Linked DNA regions of Homo sapiens: region 2 is linked to region 1. Evidence: read pairs that join two places in POLR2A ChIA-PET (ENCODE). Cell type or tissue: OCI-LY7. All regions are shown on one strand. Links, peaks and the distances in the headings refer to the core of each region. The heading gives the core; the rest is flanking DNA.

Region 1 (10,012 bases), core at 3,073-5,572:
ATTAGCCAGTCATGATAGCACGTGCCTATAATACCAGCTACTGGGGAGGCTGAGGCAGGAGAATTGCTTGAACCTGGGAAGTGGAGATTGCAGTGAGCTAAGATCACACCACTGCACTCCAGCCTGGGTGACAGAGGGAGACTCCACCTCAAAAAAAAAAAAAAAGGAAGGAAGGAGAGAAAGAAACAAGGGAAGGAGGGGGAGGAAGAAAGAAGAAAGAAAGGAAGGAAGGAGGGAGGGAGGGGAGAGAGAGAGAGAGAAAGAGAAAGAAAGAAAGAAGAAAATAAAAGAAATTGTTAATTCATTAGGTATAATAATAGCATGGTGGTTAGAGTTAAAAATATCTTTTGCAGTTATAGATACAGGGAAGCATTTCTAGCTAAAATAACATGACGTCTCAGATTTGCTTTAAAATGCTCCAAAACCACCCCTTCCTCCCCCGAGAATAAAGAGGGACAGAGAAACAAGGCTGGCCAAATGTTGCAAATTGTGGAAGCTGTGTAATAGATTCCTAGGGTTCACCATACCTTTCCCTCCTTTCATGTATGCTTGAAAATTTCCAAAATATTATAACAGTGTGAGAACAAAAATTAGATTTAAAAAATCCAAAATAATACACTGTTGTTGTGTTGTTATTGTCATTTTTTGTAACCAGGTGCCTCTGAGGAATGGGATAGGATTTGGGGAACAGTGGTGCTGGCAAGCTTTTCATAGTTTTCATTTATTCAATGAATACTTACTGAGTCCTGCAATGCATGAGACACTGTGTAGACACTTTAGGGAAATGAAGAGAACAGATCAAAGTCCCTGTCCTCATGGAGCTCACATTCCCATCAGGGGAAAGAGACAACAAACCATAGACATAGTAAGTTATAATATGTAGAAGTGGGTAAGTGCTGTGAGGAAATAAGTGGGTTAAGAAGGACCAGGAGTGGGGCCAGAGCTGTAGTTTTAAATAGCAAGTGCAGGGAAGAGCTCATTGAAAAAGGTAACCTTGGAACAGAGACTCGGAGGAGGTGAAAGATATTATAAACCCTTTTGAATTATTGCTTTTTAATTATGTTCATGGATTACTTTGCTAAAAATAATTGAAAAAGATTCCTTTAAAATAAAATATTTCAGGCTGGATGTGGGGGCTCATGCCTGTAAGGCTAGCACTTTGAGAGGCTGAGGCAAGAGGATTGCTTGAGGTCAAGAGTTCAAGACCAACCTGGCCAACATAGCAAGACCCCGTCTCTATTTTTAAAAAACAGATTAGCTCCCCCTCCCCCTCTCCCTCTCCCCACGGTCTCCCTCTCCCTCTCTTTCCACGGTCTCCCTCTGATGCCGAGCCAAGGCTGGACTGTACTGCTGCCATCTCAGCTCACTGCAACCTCCCTGCCTGATTCTCCTGCCTCAGCCTGCCGAGTGCCTGTGATTGCAGGCGCGCGCCGCCACACCTGACTGGTTTTCGTATTTTTTTGGTGGAGACGGGGTTTCGCTGTGTTGGCCGGGCTGGTCTCCAGCTCCTAACCGCGAGGGATCCGCCAGCCTCGGCCTCCCGAGGTGCCGGGATTGCAGATGGAGTCTGGTTCACTCAGTGCTCAGTGGTGCCCAGGCTGGAGTGCAGTGGCGTGATCTTGGCTCGCTACAACCTCCACCTCCCAGCCGCCTGCCTTGGCCTCCCAAAGTGCCGAGAGTACAGCCTCTGCCAGGCCGCCACCCCGTCTGGGAAGTGAGGAGCATCTCTGCCTGGCCATCCATCGTCTGGGACGTGAGGAGCCCCTCTGCCTGGCTGCCCAGTCTGGAAAGTGAGGAGCGTCTCTGCCCGGCCGCCATCCCATCTAGGAAGTGAGGAGCGTCTCTGCCCGGCCACCCATCGTCTGAGATGTGGGGAGCGCCTCTGCTCCGCCGCCCCGTCTGGGAGGTGAGGAGCGTCTCTGCCCGGCCGCCCCGTCTGAGAAGTGAGGAGCCCCTCCACCCGGCAGCCGCCCCGTCCGAGAAGTGAGGAGCCCCTCCGCCCAGCAGCCACCCCGTCTGGGAAGTGAGGAGCGTCTCCGCCCCGCAGCCACCCCGTCCGGGAGGGAGGTGGGGGTCAGCCCCCCGCCCGGCCAGCCGCCCCGTCCGGGAGGGAGGTGGGGGGGTCAGCCCCCGCCCGGCCAGCCGCCCCATCCGGAGGAGGTGGGGGGGTCAGCCCCGCCCGGCCAGCCGCCCCATCCGGGAGGAGGTGGGGGCCAGCCCCCCGCCCGGCCAGCCGCCCCGTCCGGAGGTGAGGGGCACCTCTGCCCGGCCGCCCCTACTGGGAAGTGAGGAGCCCCTCTGCCCGGCCAGCCGCCCCGTCCGGGAGGGAGGTGGGAGGGTCAACCCCCTGCCCGGCCAGCCGCCCCGTCCGGGAGGTGAGGGGCGCCTCTGCCCGGCCGCCCCTACTGGGAAGTGAGGAGCCCCTCTGCCCGGCCAGCCGCCCCGTCCAGGAGGGAGGTGGGGGGGTCAGCCCCCCGCGCGGCCAGCCGCCCCATCTGGGAGGGAGGTGGGGGGGTCAGCCCCCCACTCGGCCAGCCGCCCCGTCCGGGAGGGAGGTGGTGGGGTCAGCCCCCCGCCCAGCCAGCTGCCCCGTCCGGGAGGGAGGTGGGGGGGTCAGCCCCCCGCCCAGCCAGCCGCCCCGTCCGGGAGGTGAGGGGCGCCTCTGCCCGGCCGCCCCTACTGGGAAGTGAGGAGCCCCTCTGCCCGGCCACCACCCCGTCTGGGAGGTGTGTCCAACAGCTCCTTGAGAACGGGCCAGGATGACAATGGCGGTTTGGTGGAATAGAAGTGGGGGAAAGGTGGGGAAAAGATTGAGAAATCGGATGGTTGCCGTGTCTGTGTAGAAAGAAGTAGACATGGGAGACTTCGTTTTGTTCTGTACTAAGAAAAATTATTTTGCCTTGGGATCCTGTTGATCTGTGACCTTACCCCCAACCCTGTGCTCTCTGAAACATGTGCTGTGTCCACTCAGGGTTAAATGGATTAAGGGCGGTGCAAGATGTGCTTTGTTAAACAGATGCTTGAAGGCAGCATGCTCGTTAAGAGTCATCACCACTCCCTAATCTCAAGTACCCAGGGACACAAACACCGCGGAAGGCCGCAGGGTCCTCTGCCTAGGAAAACCAGAGACCTTTGTTCACTTGTTTATCTGCTGACCTTCCCTCCACTATTGTCCTATGACCCTGCCAAATCCCCCTCTGTGAGAAACACCCAAGAATGATCAATTAAAAAAAAAAAGGAAGTTTAAAAAAAAACAGATTAAAAAATAATAATAAAATACAATAAAATATTTTGCCTGGCCATGGTGGCTCACACCTGTAATCCCAGCATTTTGGGAGACTGAGGTGGGCGGATCACTTGAGGCCAGAAGTTTGAGACCAGTCAGGCCAACGTGGTGAAACACCATCTCCACAAAAAATACAAAAATTAGCTGGGCGTGGTGGCACATGCCTGTAGTCCTGGCTACTTGGGAGGCTGAGGTGGGAGGATTGGTTGAGCACAGGAGGAAGAGGCTGCAGTGAGCCGAGATGGTGCCACTGCCTTCCAGCCTGGGCGATAGAGCAAGACAATGTCTCAAACACACACACACACACACACAACTGGGCCGGGCATGGTGGCTCACACCTGTAATCCCAGCACTTTGGGAGGCCGAGGTGGGTAGATCACCTGAGGTCAGGAGTTCGAGACCAGCCTGGCAAACATGTGAAACCCCGTCTCTACTAAAAATACAAAAAAATTAGCTAGGCATGGTGGCACATGCCTCTAATCCAAGCTATTTGGTAGGCTGAGGCAGGAGAATTGCTTGAACCTGGGAGGCGAAGTTTGCAGTGAGCCGAGATGGCACCACTGCACTCCAGCCTGGGCAACAGAGTAAGACTCTGTCTCAAAAAAAAAAAAAAAATTTTTTTTCTCCCCACCATGTCTTCTTCTCTGCCTACCAAAATCTTCCTTTCTTTTGCAAGCCAACCATGAGTGATCCTGCCTTCATGAGGCCTTTTTCATCCACAGCCAGAATTAACCACTTTTTTGTAGTTTTTGTACATTGCCAGTATCTCTAACATGTACTTCATTCTCCTAAGTAGGACAGCTCTTCATAGCTTTACTAAGCATTTTACTTTTCATTATTTTATTTACACTTCACAATGATACTGAGTGGGTTTGTTTGTTTGTTTGTTTGTTTGTTTGTTTTTTGAGACAGAGTCTCGTTCTGTCACCCAGGCTGGAGTGCACTGGCATGATCTCAGCTCACTGCAAGCTCTGCCTCCCAGGTTCATGTCATTCTCCTGCCTCAGCCTCCGGAGTAGCTGGGACTACAGGCGCCCACGACCACGCCCGGCTAATTTTTTGTATTTTTAGTAGAGACGGGTTTTCACCGTGTTAGCCAGGATGGTCTTGATCTCCTGACCTCGTGATCCACCCGCCTCGGCCTCCCGAAGTGCTGGAATTACAGGCGTGAGCCACCACGCCCGGCCAAGTGGTTTTTATTTAATATCATTGTTATTCCCACTTGACAGATGAGAAAACTAAGTCTCTAAAAGAGGAAGTGACCTGTACCCAGACACAGAAACAGCACCTGAATTCTAGGCCACATCCTCTGAATCAAACATTATTACTTCTCTCTGCCTCACTCACTACCTCTTTATCATTAGTTGTTTCCAAAAGTCTTGTTTTAATGTTAAAATTAGATTTGAGTCAAAGTACTATTTGCATACGATATTAATTTCGGTAGTTGAGAAAATCTTAGAAGGAAAAGCAAATCTCCCACCTAATCAATCTGCAGTCACATTTTGCAGAGACAATATTCTTTTCAATATTTCTACTTTTAGTTCTTCCGGCAGTTGTCTGTGTAACTCTAGAGAATATGCTTACACCTTTACATATTGATTTTTATCACCCTTAGATATTATCTGCTGACTTCCTCCTGTGAAGGGGGAGGACTTAGCTCATTTGCATTGCCCTAATGTCTTAGGTTAGGTTCCCTGGGAAACTGACTCTCAGGCAGAGACTTACATGTAGGAGGCACACAACTCTGGAGCAGTGAAGGCAGCAGAATTGAGCTGCAGGAGGAGTTTACCTGCTGTGCAGTCGACAATAGAAGCCTCAGCCCAACCAGTGGGAGCTCAGAGCTCACTTCAGAGTTGTCTACTCTGAACGATTGTACCCCACCATCAATGGGTCGTTGGATGCAGCCTGGGGCACATAAACTTAGAAAGCCAACTCTCTTTGGCTGAGGACAATTCTAAAAGAACTCAAGGTAGGTTGTCAAGCAGCCAGTACTTCTGGCAGCCAGAGAATGAACATCATGGTCCTAAAGTGGGGATCTGAGCAGAGCACCATGGCATGCATCACTGTACACCCTCTATGTCACTGGAACCCACCTGCTTCTATAGTAAGTTCACCCCATTTGAAATTAGCTACCCTGGATTTCTGGTTGGTTCCATTAGGAGAACCTTACTAGAATGTCAGGGGGCCAAGTTACAGTCTTTCCCTCTGTAGCTGCTCTCAAAGCCACTTCTGAGACACTCCATTTCCCTCTTCCACTACCAATTCTAGATTCCCCTCACCCTCACCTAGCACCTATGCTGCTCTAGATGGCTTAACTGGTGGATGATTCCATTCCTCATCCCTGATAAATCTTAGCCCTTTGTCACCCAACCCTGTTCCAAGGCTGATTATAGGATAACATAGGTTGGCTACATTGTTCACTTACCATCACAACTGGGCAGGAGAGAAAGAAGAGCTGCTCCTACGGATCAGCGGAGTGTCAAATATATTCTTCTCTGTCCCACCATGAAGCAGAAATCCCAACTTCTCCTGATTATCAGGATCCATTTTTCCTGCTGAAATGTGGTTCCTGTCCCTATTCTTCCCTCTTTCATAACCCACTTGTAAATGAAAGTGCCTATAAGACAGCTCTATTCCATTGTTCCCCAGCACTGCAAATTCAACATCTTCAAAACTGAACTGACATTTTTTTCCCTTCCTTAAACTGCTCTTTCTTCTTCAACCATCCAGTACCTCTGCTGGAAACCTGGTTCATCTTTGGGTCCTCCAACTCCCTCACCCTCTATAGCTGCCTTATAGCTCTGTAAAGTCTCCCTCCTAAATGGCTTTTAAATCAGCCTCACTCTCTTTCCCCACAGTTGCTGCCCTTGTCTGGGCACCCCTCCTTTCTCACACGGACTATTACAAACACTTTCTTTCTCCAGTCTTGCTCGTACTCCTCCCACCAGCATCTCTGAGGTATAAAAATGAGAAACAAAGAGACCTGGAACTAGAAATGTCTCTATCTAGAGCGACATTTAAAATCAAGAGAGTTGGCTGGGGTTAGTGGCTGACGCTTGTAATCCCCGCACTTTGGGAGGCCGAGACGGGTGGATCACTTGACATCAGGAGTTCGAGACCAGCCCGACCAACATGGCAAAACCGCATCTCTACCAAAAACACACAAATTAGCCGGGCATGGTGGCACACAACTGTAGTCCTAGCTACTCAGGAGGCTGATGCAGAAAAATTGTTTGAACCCAGGAGATGGAGGTTGCAGTGAGCCGAGATCGTGCCACCACTCCAGCCTGGGTGACAGAGTGAGACTCTGTCTCAATAAATAAATAAATAAATAAATAAATAAATAAATAAATAAAATCAAGAGAGTGAGATGTGCTCTAAGAGGGACTTGAAGAGAAAAGAGATAAGGGCATCTGCAGAGGCCATTAAAGAAAAAAATAGCCCTTTTGTTATTTACCTTCATGGATATAAAATGCTTATGCTGCAACATTTTTTCTCATCTTTTTTCCATGTTAGAAAGTATATATTGATTTCCTACTATTTTGGAAAATGAGGATTTAGCTTTCTTCCTGTGTTCCCCACCCCAATATACACATGCTTTCCCCTGTCCTCCAACTTAGTTATAGTTTAGATGTACTAAATCAATATTCAGAGATTGCTTCTTTTCATTTGATAAATACTCCTTTGAGCTGCTTTGAAATGTTGAGTTAAGACATAAAATAACCCCTTTTGTCCTTTTAATCATTACAGGCAGGCTCTTGTAGGTGTTGAGAAACATTAGTAGAGTTTCTTCTCTGCCTATTTTAAAAATAGAAAAATGTATTTTAAATCAATCAACAATTATGTCAGCGTTCATTGTGTCCAAGGCAACATCATGGAAACAAAGATGTCTAGTGTAGAATTCCTACCCTCAAAGCACCAACATGTAGATGGTAAAATCATCCAAATACATGGAAAACAGGAACAAGTCTATGCAAGTGCTGCCTAACAGATCTCAAGAGTCAGAGGAAGAAGTCCCGTGCATGGAGTGGCCCAGGACAATGATACAGAGGAGGGGAACAGAGTTGAGGGATTTGATAAGCTGCAAAGGAAAATAGGGCAAAAGGCAAAGAGAAAGAGGAAGAGCGGTCCAGGCGTAAGAGAATCCTAGAGTACTCTAGGCAGGATTGGCAAAGGCAGGAAGGGAGGAAACACCGTTTCATTTTGTTTTGTTTTGAGACGGAGTCTCACTCTGTTGCCCAGACTGGAGCGCAGTGGTGCAATCTTGGCTCACTGCAAACTCCACCTCCCGGTTTCAAGCAGTTCTCCTGCCTCAGCCTCCTGAGTAGCTGGGAATCCAGGCGCACGCCACCCCGCCCAGCTAATTTTTGTATTTTTTTAGTAGAAACGGGGGTTCACAACATTGGCCAGGCTGGTCTCAAACTCCTTACCTCGTGATCTGCCCACCTCGGCCTCCCAAAGTGCTGGGATTACAGGCATGAGCCACTGCACCTGGCCGAAAACACTTTTTTGAGGATGCCAAGTAGCCCAGTTTCATGGCAAAAGAGGTTCATGCAGTAGAAAAGCAGGAGATAAAGGGGCAAGGCAGGGTGAGAGCAGAATGTGATAGGCTTGAATGCCAAGAAGAGGATTCCCAACATTTTCTCATCATCAAAGTTATTAGACAGTGAAGAACACATGGGCAAACTTTTTTTTTTTTTTGAGACGGAGTATCATTCTGTCGCTCAGGCTGGAGTGCAGTGGTGTGATCTTGGCTCATTGTAACCTGCATCTCCTGGGTTTAAGAGATTCACCTGACTCAGCCTCCTGAGTACTGGGATTACAGGTGCCCGCCACCATGCCCTGCTAATTTTGGTATTTTTAGTAGAGACGAGGTTTCACCATCTTAGCCAGGCTGGCCTCGAACTCCTGACCTCAAGCGATCTGCCTGCCTCGGCCTCCCAAAGTGCTAGGATTACAGGTATGAGCCACCGTGTCCGGCTGAGCAAACTTTTTAATAGTTAAAAAGTCCTTAATTCAGTGGGAAAAATGCTGAATTATTAAGTGACTTGATGAACATGTTAAAGAAATATTAGGTTGGTGCAAAAGTAATTGCTGTTTGGTTTTGGGACCGCGTCTCACTCTGTTGCCCAGGCTGGAGTGCAGTGGTGCAGTCACGGCTCACTGCAACCTTGACCACTGGGGCTTAGGCGATCCTTTCACCTCAGCCCCCTGAGTAGCTGGGACTACAGGCATGCACCACCATGCCCAACTAATTTTTTAATTTGTTTTGTAGAGACAAGTTCTCACTATGTTGCCCAGGCTGGTCTCGAACTCCTCAATCTTCCTGCCTCAGCCTCCCAAAGTGCTGAGATTACGAGAGTGAGCCACTGCACCAGCCATAAAATACAATTTGTATGTTGAAAAATAGTAATAAACTTAATAGCCAGGAGATATATATATATATATATCTGAACTTCTGGCCTCAAGCAATCTCCTCTCCTGTCTTGGCCTCACAAAGTGCTAGGATCACAGGCATGAGGCACTAAGCCTGGCCAACATTTTTAATATTAAAAATAAATACTTAGTTAGCAAGTTAACACATTGATTCAATTAGTATTTGTTATTCAAGGTTCATTGACTGCTTAGTGTATCAGCTCTGAACTCTAATAATTAAGCTAAATATTGGGAAGTAAAATTATAAATAAGAGCTAGTCCTTTGCTGTAAGGAGCTAATAATCCAATGATAGAACAAACTTTCTCAACTCCATTTCGAGAGCAGCTCTAGTTTTCCCAAGAAATATCTGAAACCTATTAGCATAGAAGTCCTGTTAATGCACTTTATTGATCTTTCCTACTATCTTATCTTTCTTACTTTCTTATCTAATAGTCTTATCTAACAGTCTTTCAGCTGTCTGTTGAACATGCAATTGTGGGCTGTAGGGCTTCAGAATACAGATAGAATAGAATGTTTTATGGTGACCGATAGGAATGTGTGTGGTCAAAACACAACTTTGTCCTTGTCCTCACTGTACTCTTTCTGATATACTAAGTGGGAATAACCTTTCCCCAATCTGAAATGAAAACTCTGGCAGACTCCATAACTTTTCAGCTTAATCTTAATTAATAGGCCAATCTATGGTCACTTTAAGCCACAGTCTCAATTCAATAATTAGAATATCCAGTCCAAGATGTTGAACAGAATTCGGAAGTTGATTTAGAGGCGATTCTTCTTCCTGTGCAGCTTGGCCCTGGGGCAGACTGGAAGCCTGCCGTGAGAAAGGGGGTGTGGTTGTCTTCTCTCCCTCCACCTCCACCCCAGGCTCAGTTTGCCAGTTAGTCTCTGACCCCGCTGAGGAGATGGAGAGGGCAGAGTAAGAGGCTTTGTGCTCGCAGGCCCTGGCAGACACCTGAGGTTGACTCTCTGGTGAATAACGTACGGGCTCCTTTGAGACTCCCTGTGGGGCCCCTTTCATTGCAGCAGGAGGGACAGTGGCCTGTGACCCATTTCACAGTAATCCAGCTTGCCTCCTGCTTCTTGAAGCTGAGGTCCCTCCACTCCTCTAAGTAGTCCTGTTGAACATGATCCAACATGACCTCATGCTGGCTTTCTCTCTCTGGGCCTCTTCTGAGGAATGGGGAAAACACATTACTTTGCCCTAACACTCTCTGGAATACAGGCTGATTCTAACCTAGCAACACGCTTTTGGCTCCACTAGAAGAGTTGCTAATCCCTCCTCTTCTCACC
Region 2 (10,012 bases), core at 4,727-7,226, 700 kb before region 1:
AATGAGTACCACTGTTCTTAAATTCTTAAGATGTAGCTGCCTAATACCCTAATCTATGCCTCTGCATTCATCAGCGTTTTCACCTGGGAATCAGGCTCACTCAAGTATTAAGTATTGAATTCGGGGGAAATCACATATTATGCTAGGGGCTAGATACTAAAGTTTGCTTATAGTCAGTTCCTTAGAGCACCATCGGGGCAGCGCAGTGCATGTGGCATATGTACATGACTGTACAGTACTGAGGCCCACTGAGGACGCCAGACCCAGACATTCCCTGGGGGCATATGCTCCTTGCTGGCAGTGGCAGGATGCTACACCATGCTTTTTAAATTGGTCCCTATCCTCCTCCTTCCCCTCTTCCCTTTTCCTCCCCCACACGTGTATTTGATGAGACTCACTGATATTGGCTCTGTGTTCCCAAGTCTCATCTCCAATTGTAATCCCCATACGCCAGAGGAGGGGCCTGGTGGGGGGTAACTGGATAATGGGGGCAGATTTCCCTTGTGTTCTCGTGATAGTGATTTCTCACAAGATCTGATGGTTTTCAAGTGTGGCACCTCCCCACCTCATTCACACATGCTCTCTCTCCTGCCACATGTGAGACATGCCCTGCTTCCCCTTTACCTTCTGCCATGATTCTAAGTTTTCTGAGGCCTCCCCACCCATGCTGAAGTGTGAGTCAATTAAACCTATTTTCTTTAAAAATTACCCAGTCTCAGGTAGTTCTTTATAGTAGTGTGAAAACAAACTCACTATACTCATTTTATATCCTCCAGAAGCTTAAGACCAAGTTAAAGCAAAACCAATCTAGAAAAACAAACAAACAAAAAAACACGAATAAATAGTACTATGTAAGAATGGCGTGGTAAAATTCTGAGGTAAAGGAGTTTCAAGAAGGCTGGGTCGGTGGGACCTAGTGTGGTCAGTGAATTAACAAATGATTCCTTCTTAAGGTAATCAATATCCTGAAAGTCTTCAGTTGCCATCATACAGATGAGGGCTGGTCTTGGTACCAGAACCTACTGAAGCTACAAATTCATCTCCAATGACCCTCCTTTAGGCATTTACTAAACCAAACAACTGTATTACACTTGTCACGTAAGCGTAATGTCGTACAATTTTTGTAAGCTGAACACTTGTTTAAGAATGCTTAGGACCTTTTTACTATTAAAGTTAATCCCTGAGTGCACTAACCATTTACAGGTGGCCCAGCCTTTACTCCACTGAAAGGAAAAAGGGGCATTATGCAAGGGCCATTGGTAAGATAAGTTTTCCTAGAAAAAACATTAGGCAGACAGGATCCTTTAGGGGGCATCAGGACGAGCCAGTTTACAGAAGCCAGAGGGGTGCTGAAAGTATCTGAATTAAGGGAACTGAGTTGACCCTTCCCCGTCCTGTCCCTACTCCCTCAGATGTTTCTGCCAGGGAAGAGGACTGAGAACTAACGTTTTAGTAATCAAATCACATGGTCAGCAAGGGGTCAAATTAAGAATTTTGCTAAGAAAAATTTGTATAATATCAATAATAAGAACAGAGAAAAGGGCGATAGAAATCCATGAATTGGTGTTTTAATGCCTCTGAGTGACCTACATTAACAGGGACTTGAGTAAAGATGAATAGGCAGCTGAGTGTAATGGCACAGTCCAGAAGCCAACAGGCCTCTGCTGAAATCCCAGCTCCCCTGCTGCATGACCAAGCAGCAGGGCCAGCTGCCTAATCTATCTTAGCCTTTATATTTGTCCGAAATGGGGATAATAACACAACTTACTTCACTGGGATAAGATTTATTTGAGATAATATATGGAATATACTTAGTACACTGCCAGCAAAGTGGAAAATGCTTATTAAGGGTCAGTTTTCATGTTTATTAGATGAGGTGAGGCAAGGGAATTGACCGAAGAGCTATTTCAGGGAAACCAGTAACAACTGTTCCATCAACTGTCAAGTAGACACTTTCTCTTTGAGAAGGAGAACTGTCTCCTAGTAGGCTATTGAGGGGCTAGGGGAAGGAAGAGAAAAGACCTAGGCTGGAGTTCCAGGGAGTTCCAGCCATCACAGCTGCATTCCAGGCACCAGGAGGTGGGAGTTGGGGAAGTTCTGCCACTGCTGCCCCTACTCACCAAACCAGCCCCGCTTCCTGGAAGTCCACAACACTTATGTAGTCACCAGCCACATCTGGCTCAAAGGAAAACTGGCCAATGTTTCCTACAGGGACATTGCTTTCCTGAAAAGAACTGGGGTACTGTTGCTAAGGAAGGGAAGAATAGATATTTGGTAGGCAACTGGCAGTCTCTTCCACAGCCTTTGAAACAATTGCCTATGTTGCGGGCGTGTGAGGAAGTTCGACAGGATTTAGTGTTCATAGTAACCATTTGCCTTCCTTGAATTGCACAGAAAAAATTAAATATACAAAGATATGCTTGCATACATTTTATTAGAAACAGGGATTGTCAAAAGTAGTTACGATATGCTGGGACCCAAAAAAAAAAAAAAAAAAGCCTACTCATACATATTTACCTTATACTTCTTCAGGAAAATAAAGTTGATCCGTGTTTTATGACTTGGTTCTCCTCCCCTCTACTGCCCTGCAAACGCTGAAAGATCAAAAATTTTATTTTGTGACAGTCTTGCTCTGTTGCCCAGGCTGGAATGCAGTGGTGCAAATTTGGCTCACTGCAGCCTCTACCTACTGAGTTCAAGCAATTCTCCTGCCTCAGCCTCCCTAGTAGCTGAGATTACAGGCATGCACCACTACACCCAGCTAATTTTTGTAATTTTGTAGAGATGGAGTTACACGATGTTGACGAGACTGGTCTCAAACTCCTGGCCTCATGCAATCTGCCTGCCTCAGCCTCCTAAAGTGCTGAGATTATAGTTGAGAGCCACTCCACCAAGCCTAAAGATCAAAAACTTTAAACCAACTTTAAGAAAAAGCTCAGATGCTATAACTTTAAAAATCATTTCTTTTTTTTGCTTTTTATAACTCCTCTGTTGTCTGACAGAAGTAACTACTACTTCCAATAATCCGTATGTCCTCATAACATCTTTTTAGAAATCCTAAATTTCAATCTCCTTAAAAGGCCCTTGTGAACAATGTCGTATTTCTATAGCGTATTTCTATTTTATCCCAAAGTGCCCATAGTATTAGGTATAAAAAATACTTCAAATAAACTTTTTTAGCAGTATTTTTTCACATTTTTAAATTGAGGTATAAATTACATACAGGAAAATTCACCCTTTAGTGTACAGTTCTGTGAGTTTTGAAACATCTGTGATCATGTAACCACCACAGTAATGCAGATACGCAACAGTTCTATCACCTCCAAATTTCCCCTGTGCCCCTTGTGTCTGGCAATCACAAATATAGCCGCTATCAACATTTACAGACAGGCTTTTGTGTGAAAATAAGTTTTCCACTTGGTCAGATATCTAGGAGTGAGATTGCAGGGGCATCGGATGCCTATTCAAAGCCCCAAATCAAAAGTTAGCTTAGCTATCAAGTTTTTATTAAGCATTTTGACAGTCATCCCCAAAGATCTGCATAATGACTTACTAAAAAGAGAAACTGCCACCAATAATATAGGGGAAGCCCAGGGGGCATTAATAAATTAGGCTACAATTAAAGGGACAAAATATATCGAGACCCATTTTTCATTCTGCCCAACACAATAGAAATAAGAAAATATTACATGTCAAAAGGGTACAGAGAAATATATGGCTTTAAGATGAATGTTTTCCCATTTCCCACTGTAATTTATACTCCCTTCTATTACTCCTTCTACAAATCACATTTCTGAACTTTTAAAAAACTGAAGAAAACCAGATGACTTTGGGAGGTCCAGGCGCATTCTGATGTCTGCTTATGCGGAAGCTTCTAAAGAGCTTGCTGTAATAAACACTACAATAAGCCTGAAAGAGATCGCCAGGATTTTCTGAGTCAAACAAGACATGTTACTCCTTCATAGAATCAGAACTAAAAGGAAACTCAAGTAAAATCTCATCCCACCCTCTCAGTTTACAGATATGAAGAAAACCAAAGCCAGAGAGGAGAAATGACTTGTCCAAGAGCACAGCTACTTTGTAGTATAATCCAGGGCTGGACTTCACAAGCGGAGGGCAAACGGTAGGGTGGACACTACTGAACCTCCAGTATCATTTTTTTTTGTCAATCTTCAGTTCTCTTGGCTCTAGCCTGCAGGCTAACATCACAGTTATAGTGTTTACCCAGAGCCATGGAGAGAAGAACAAAAGGGATACCGGTGTGGCTTTGTTTAAGGTAAATATTTTATTATAGTACCTCAGCCATTCTTTCTTCTAATTATAGAATCCACTGACTGGAACTAGAAGTGGGGACAAACTGATCAACTTCAGGGTTTACATTGCTGGTGAACTCCAACAATGATGGATAAACTTGTATCACAGGTACAAGAGGAAGGGGTAGTACTGCTGGATTTCTTAATTTTGAAGATACATAGATTTCAGTGAGAAATTCGGACTCATTCTCATTTTGGCAAACCACTGTTGAAATCAAACTGGACAGAATGTAGGCACCTTCCCAATAAATTATCTTCAAAAGAGATGAGAAAAAGACCCACTTGCGTGAGCATACCGGCAGGACTGTAACTGTGCCGTCACTTCCCGATCAGGCATGTACTGGCATCATCTGTGTTCCCACGTGCAACTCAGGAGAAGCAGGAAATAAAGCTGAAAACCCTACACGTCCTCCCTCACCTCTCTGAATTTCTCTTCACACCTATTATATTTTTTGTAATATTTATTCAGAAGAAATGCTGAATGGTGATAATGCAATAACTTAGGCCTGTGACTGTTTGCTTCAAAGTTTGAAAATTAAGTTACCGGCCGGGCGCGGTGGCTCACGCCTGTAATTCCAGCACTTTGGGAGGCCGAGGCGGGCGGATCACGAGGTCAGGAGATCGAGACCATCCTGGCTAACATGGTGAAACCCCGTCTCTACTAAAAATACAAAAAATTAGCTGGGCGCGGTGGCAGGCGCCTGTAGTCCCAGCTACTCGGGAGGCTGAGGCAGGAGAATGGTGTGAACCTGGGAGGCGGAGCTTGCAGTGAGCCAAGATCGCGCCACTGCACTCCAGCCTGGGCGACAGAGCGTAACTCCGTCTCAAAAAAAAAAAAAAAAAAAGGAAAATTAAGTTACCAATGTCCTCTATACACAATAGGGTCCTGATACTAATATGGATGTGAATGATCAACTGTGGGAAAGCCTGGTGATAAGTACGTCAAAAATATAACCAGTTTCTTGCTTCTAAGTCTATTAAAATGTAGGTCCTTGGCTTCCAAATGCTGGTATCTGAATGATACAAGAATGGACCCTCCAGCCGTGAAATGGGTGGTGACAATAGAGTATGGTGTTGTACACACAGATTAAGAGTGCAAATATTGTCAATGTTTATATTTCCCACTAGTTGTAAACTTACTCTGCAATTCAGAGTACAGCTCACAGAGTTAGGGTGCTTCCCCGCTCCACAATGAATCTGAAATTACCTAAGTATTTTCTGGGCACAATAAAAATTAACCTAGTTAACTCACTAATATGTCAATGAAAACAATATATACATATGTGGGAAGACAGTGGGAGAGAAAATAGAAAGTGGATGAATTGTCACCATACACACAGCAAGTTATCTAATTTGCTTTTCAATTGGCTCATTAGAAATAAGTGCCCACTATTCAATCTCTCTTATAAAAATCACTAGTCATTACTAAGTTTTCAGATATATGAACTGAAATTATGCAATGTCATCGGAAGACATTCTTTGAACAAATATTTACTTAATGCTGACTATTCTTAGATCTCCCTCTTGTACAGGTTACCTGTGCATTTTTCATCATTTAAAAATACAACACATATACGCATTGCAAAAATAAGATGAATCCCCACCACACACACATACCATGAAGCTCATTCTCATTTGGGTCCAAGAGCCAGAGAAGTCAATCAGTATTTGTAGATATTCTGTGTCATAAAGCTCTCCCTGTACTTACTATTTAGGTAGAAGCAAGCCCTGGTAAGGAAAGCAGCATGTGTGCTGGAGTTAACTCTGGATTCAAATTCCTTCTATTCTACCTATTAGGACCATGTCTGAGCCTTAGTTTGCTCATCTGCAAGATGAGAATATTAACTCCCTTCTGGATATCATGAGGATATAATTAAATAAGGTAGAGTTTGTAAAGCATCCAATACAGTATCTGGCACATGACAGAAGAAGAGAAGAAAACCAATACAAGTACGGAAGACAACATCAGGTGGGCCAGTTACGTCCCACCCATGTCTACTTTGGAAAGCACATTCTTTTTCTTTTTTTTTTTTTTTTTTTTTTTTTTTTTTTTTTTGAGACGAAGTCTCGCTCTGTGGCCCAGGCGGGAGTGCAGTGGCGTAATCTCGGCTCACTGCAAGCTCCGCCTCCCGGGTTCACGCCATTCTCCTGCCTCAGCCTCCCGAGTAGCTGGGACTACAGGCGCCCGCCATCACGCCCGGCTAATTTTTTTGTATTTTTAGTAGAGACGGGGTTTCACCGTGTTAGCCAGGATGGTCTCGATCTCCTGACCTCGTGATCCGCCCGCCTTGGCCTCCCAAAGTGCTGGGATTACAAGCGTGAGCCACCGCGCCCGGCCGGAAAGCACATTCTTTCTAAAGGTCACCATAACACTTGCTAAAAATTAAATGTTTCATTGTTTTTGCTGTTTTTGTTTGTTTACGCAAGTATCTTCCAGAAGCTATTTATTGGAATAAAACCAAAGTGCTGAAGGAATTAAGCAGAGACAGAACACATGAAAGAGAAAGGATAACAGATGATGGATATAAGAAAGAATAAAAAGCAAAAAGATAGCAAACCTGCCTCATTTTATTAAGAAATGTAAGCAAGTGGCAAAGGGGGTGGGGCGGATGGAGAAGGGAATAGAAAGCCAATGTTACTAACCATTGGATTCAGCGTTAAGTCTATGGAACTCCAACCAGTCAGAAATGACTTTCCATTTTTCATCTAGCCAATGGAAATGAAACATGTATTTTAAACAATAAAGTCAATAAAAACTTCAGGAGAAATAATGTTTTGATTCCTAAAATATATGTTCTGAAGAGTTTGGCCCTATTTTTCAAAAAGCCAATTAGTGTTCACCACCGTTTCACACCAAAACAACAGGAATTTCCAATAAAATGACTGATAAGCCATTCTATTAGACAAGTTAATATAACCAGCCAAATAACCAGTTATTTTGGCGAAATCTTGTTTGATCATTTTGCTAAGCTTCAATTTTCCTCTAACTTGGTCTTGAGGTCTCTCTCTGGAGAGTAGCTATCGATTCTAGACCTGCTGGGGCGGGGGGCGGCCCCAGATGTTTATAGTGTTTCTCACAGAATACCTCTTTTCCCAGCTGGACGCCTAATCCTAAGCGTGGACACATGACCAGATGCCCCTCTCACAGAAAACTCGGTTATAGTGGCAGCCACCCTTGTAGATCTTCTCTCACCTGGGTCCAGCCCTGACCAGGAAGGGAGTTAGGTTCAAGTGAGACACAGGAGCCGGCACAACAAAACACATGAAATAACAGAAGCCGGTGTTACTTACAGATGCCAGAGAGAAGAGGGCAGCCCGCCTTGCAGGCCAACAGGAAGCGGGAGCCATCTGGAACCTATGTGCTCAACCAGTAAGTGGGCAGCTAGCGAGCGAGTGAGCGAGAACCTGGCGACCTAAGCCTTTATTAAGGTCCACGGGTGTTCTGCCGTAGGCTTTCCACAGGGCAGTGGTTGGCTAGTTTAAAGAAAACACGTGCGAAGGGAGGGGGTCTAATTTACCTGACTCTGATGTTGACCATCAGGTTTCATCATGGTCAACAGCTGTGGGGTGTGCTGGGTTTTTGGGTCTGCGAGATGAGGAACAGGCAGGCTACAGCAGAAACCACCGCACAGGTGAGGGAAGTTTCAACTAGGCCTCGGGGGACGGGGTGTGTACAACCGGGTTTCAAATAACTTAGGTCTGGCCTAAAAATTGATGCAGAAGGAGCAATGATATTAAACAAATTTATGACAATGGACACTTGAACAAATTCCACCTAAACACACAGGCTACCTTAAACATGTGAAACAAACCTCCTATAAAATCTGATTTGAGATCTTAAGGAAGTACCCCAGACTGAGACATCTCCAGACACGACTCCCAAGTTCCCCATGAGCAAAATGCTCCACTTTATTGCTAAAGATTGCTTCAGTTCCATAAGCATTTATTAATCATTCAGTGACATTAGCTACTATTTATCGATCAATTACTATGCGGTACTTTACACATTATCTCATTTAATGCTCAAGAACAATCCAATAGGATAAACAAACTTATCTCTCTTTACAGACAAACATACTGCGGCTCACGGAGGTTAAGGAACTTGCCCAGGCCACACAGCTGGTAAGTGGCAGAGCCAAGATTCAGACCTAGGTCTGTATGACTACAATTCAATCTTTTCATAACTCAATCTTCCTCTGGTTTACTTTTAAAATATAAATACTTGAAATTCTCATTAAAAACTGACATCTGGGTTCACACAAAGACCCCCCCCCAACCCTCACCCATCTCATTGACAAGGCTCAGACCATGGGAGCCTTGTCAGGTATTTCTATGAAACGATATTGATGGGAAAATGAGAGCATTTGGTCACTTCGAGAACTACCAACCCCTGAACCAGCCCCCTACCCGCTTTCTCTCCCACCAACGCACACTGCACAACTCCCCGAAGCCCTGCTGAACCTACTTAGGCAGTGCCTGCCTGGCCTGGAGACCTCAGTGGGCACACCTGAGGCACTCATCTTTCAAAAAGAACCTAAGTCTTCTCATGTTCTAACCTCTCCCTGCCCCACTCTTCCCAGATCCATAATCAGAGGCAGATTTCAACTGCACTGGGAGTCAAACAAAGAGTCAAGCCCGAGAGAAAAAGGCTTACACACCAAAAGAATGGCACTATTTTGCAAACTTACAAACTTGTATATGTTTAACAAGTTTCACTTGTCCAGTATATATTTGGGGAACCTGTGTGGGAATGAATTCCGAGGAAAGGGGAGAACATTACTTTAACCTGGGCTTTAGAGACCAGCTGTCTTAACAGAGCCTCTGGATTCAACATGGAAACTCGAGCATCTGGGAATTATTCTAATTGTTTGCTCCATTTCTTTGTTGAAATCTGGACTCAATGGAGTCCTATAATATTTGCCAGAAACTCAGTATAATGGAGAGGAATGTGTGTTGTGGGTTCTACCTTGTGTAAACTGTCCACCTCCCTATACCGCTATGTCCCCTGAAAGGGTACAGGAGATTCTTCCTTCACCACAACCCACTGGTGGGGTAGGTAGCGGGTGCGGTAGCAGCACTTGAGCAGGGGAGGGGACCCCACTGTGGCTGAGCACTGTTCTCCGTTGTGTGGTCTTTGGCTCTCCTAGAGATCCTGTGAATGTCCCAATACCCTTCAATAAGTGACTTTCTGCTTATGTAAATACCTAGATTGTTTGCTGTCAAGAATTGTAACACCTCAGTCCAGGGTACTTTCTGCTACCCTAAGGTGTTTAAGATAAGAGTAGCAAAAAAGGGCTGGGACTAGAGACCTAGGGAATGACCCTCCTTGAAGACAGGGCAGAGAGAAAACTTCCAGGGAAAAGAGACACTCAGGGAATAAGCATAGGAGCCACAGGGCCCAGCCATCTCCTCCTCTACTGCCCCGGTGGGACTTCTCAAATTGATTACACCAGAAAAAACAGAAGGCTCCCTACAATGGGTGCTCTCAGCTAGCTCCTTTACCCCAACACCCTGGGTGGCCGCTCCACCTCTAGCTCCTTTACCCCAACACCCTGGGTAGCCACTCCACTTCCTCCTGGCCATAACCATGCCCTAAATTGCACACACACACACATACAAATATATATATATATATTTATATATACAGTTGATCCTTAGACGACACAAGCTTGAAATGTGCTGGTTCACTTATACTCAAA

Evidence for each region. Peaks named below come from ENCODE experiments on the same cell type or tissue, not always from the same donor. Only the 100,000 strongest peaks of a DNase experiment are listed, where the experiment ranks them.
Region 2: POLR2A ChIA-PET joins it to region 1 with 9 read pairs; 1 of 35 experiments calls an interaction of 5 or more read pairs at or near these places.

The regions. Positions count from the first base shown.
Region 1 is chr2:54,088,119-54,098,130 of GRCh38, reverse strand. It overlaps a transcript of ACYP2 not described here. Among named protein-coding and RNA genes, the nearest start is that of ACYP2, 22 kb to the left of the region's middle. RefSeq lists an enhancer at 2,644-3,339. In OCI-LY7, for the core only: no CTCF peak of the experiment used is centred there; DNase peaks (open chromatin) are centred at 4,560 and 4,990; H3K4me3 peaks cover 1,372 bases; H3K27ac peaks cover 2,222 bases.
Region 2 is chr2:54,785,871-54,795,882 of GRCh38, reverse strand. The region is part of intron 2 of EML6 (EMAP like 6); the gene reads right to left. Among named protein-coding and RNA genes, the nearest start is that of EML6-AS1, 40 kb to the right of the region's middle. In OCI-LY7, for the core only: no CTCF peak of the experiment used is centred there; DNase peaks (open chromatin) are centred at 6,282 and 6,932; H3K4me3 peaks cover 2,351 bases; H3K27ac peaks cover 2,379 bases.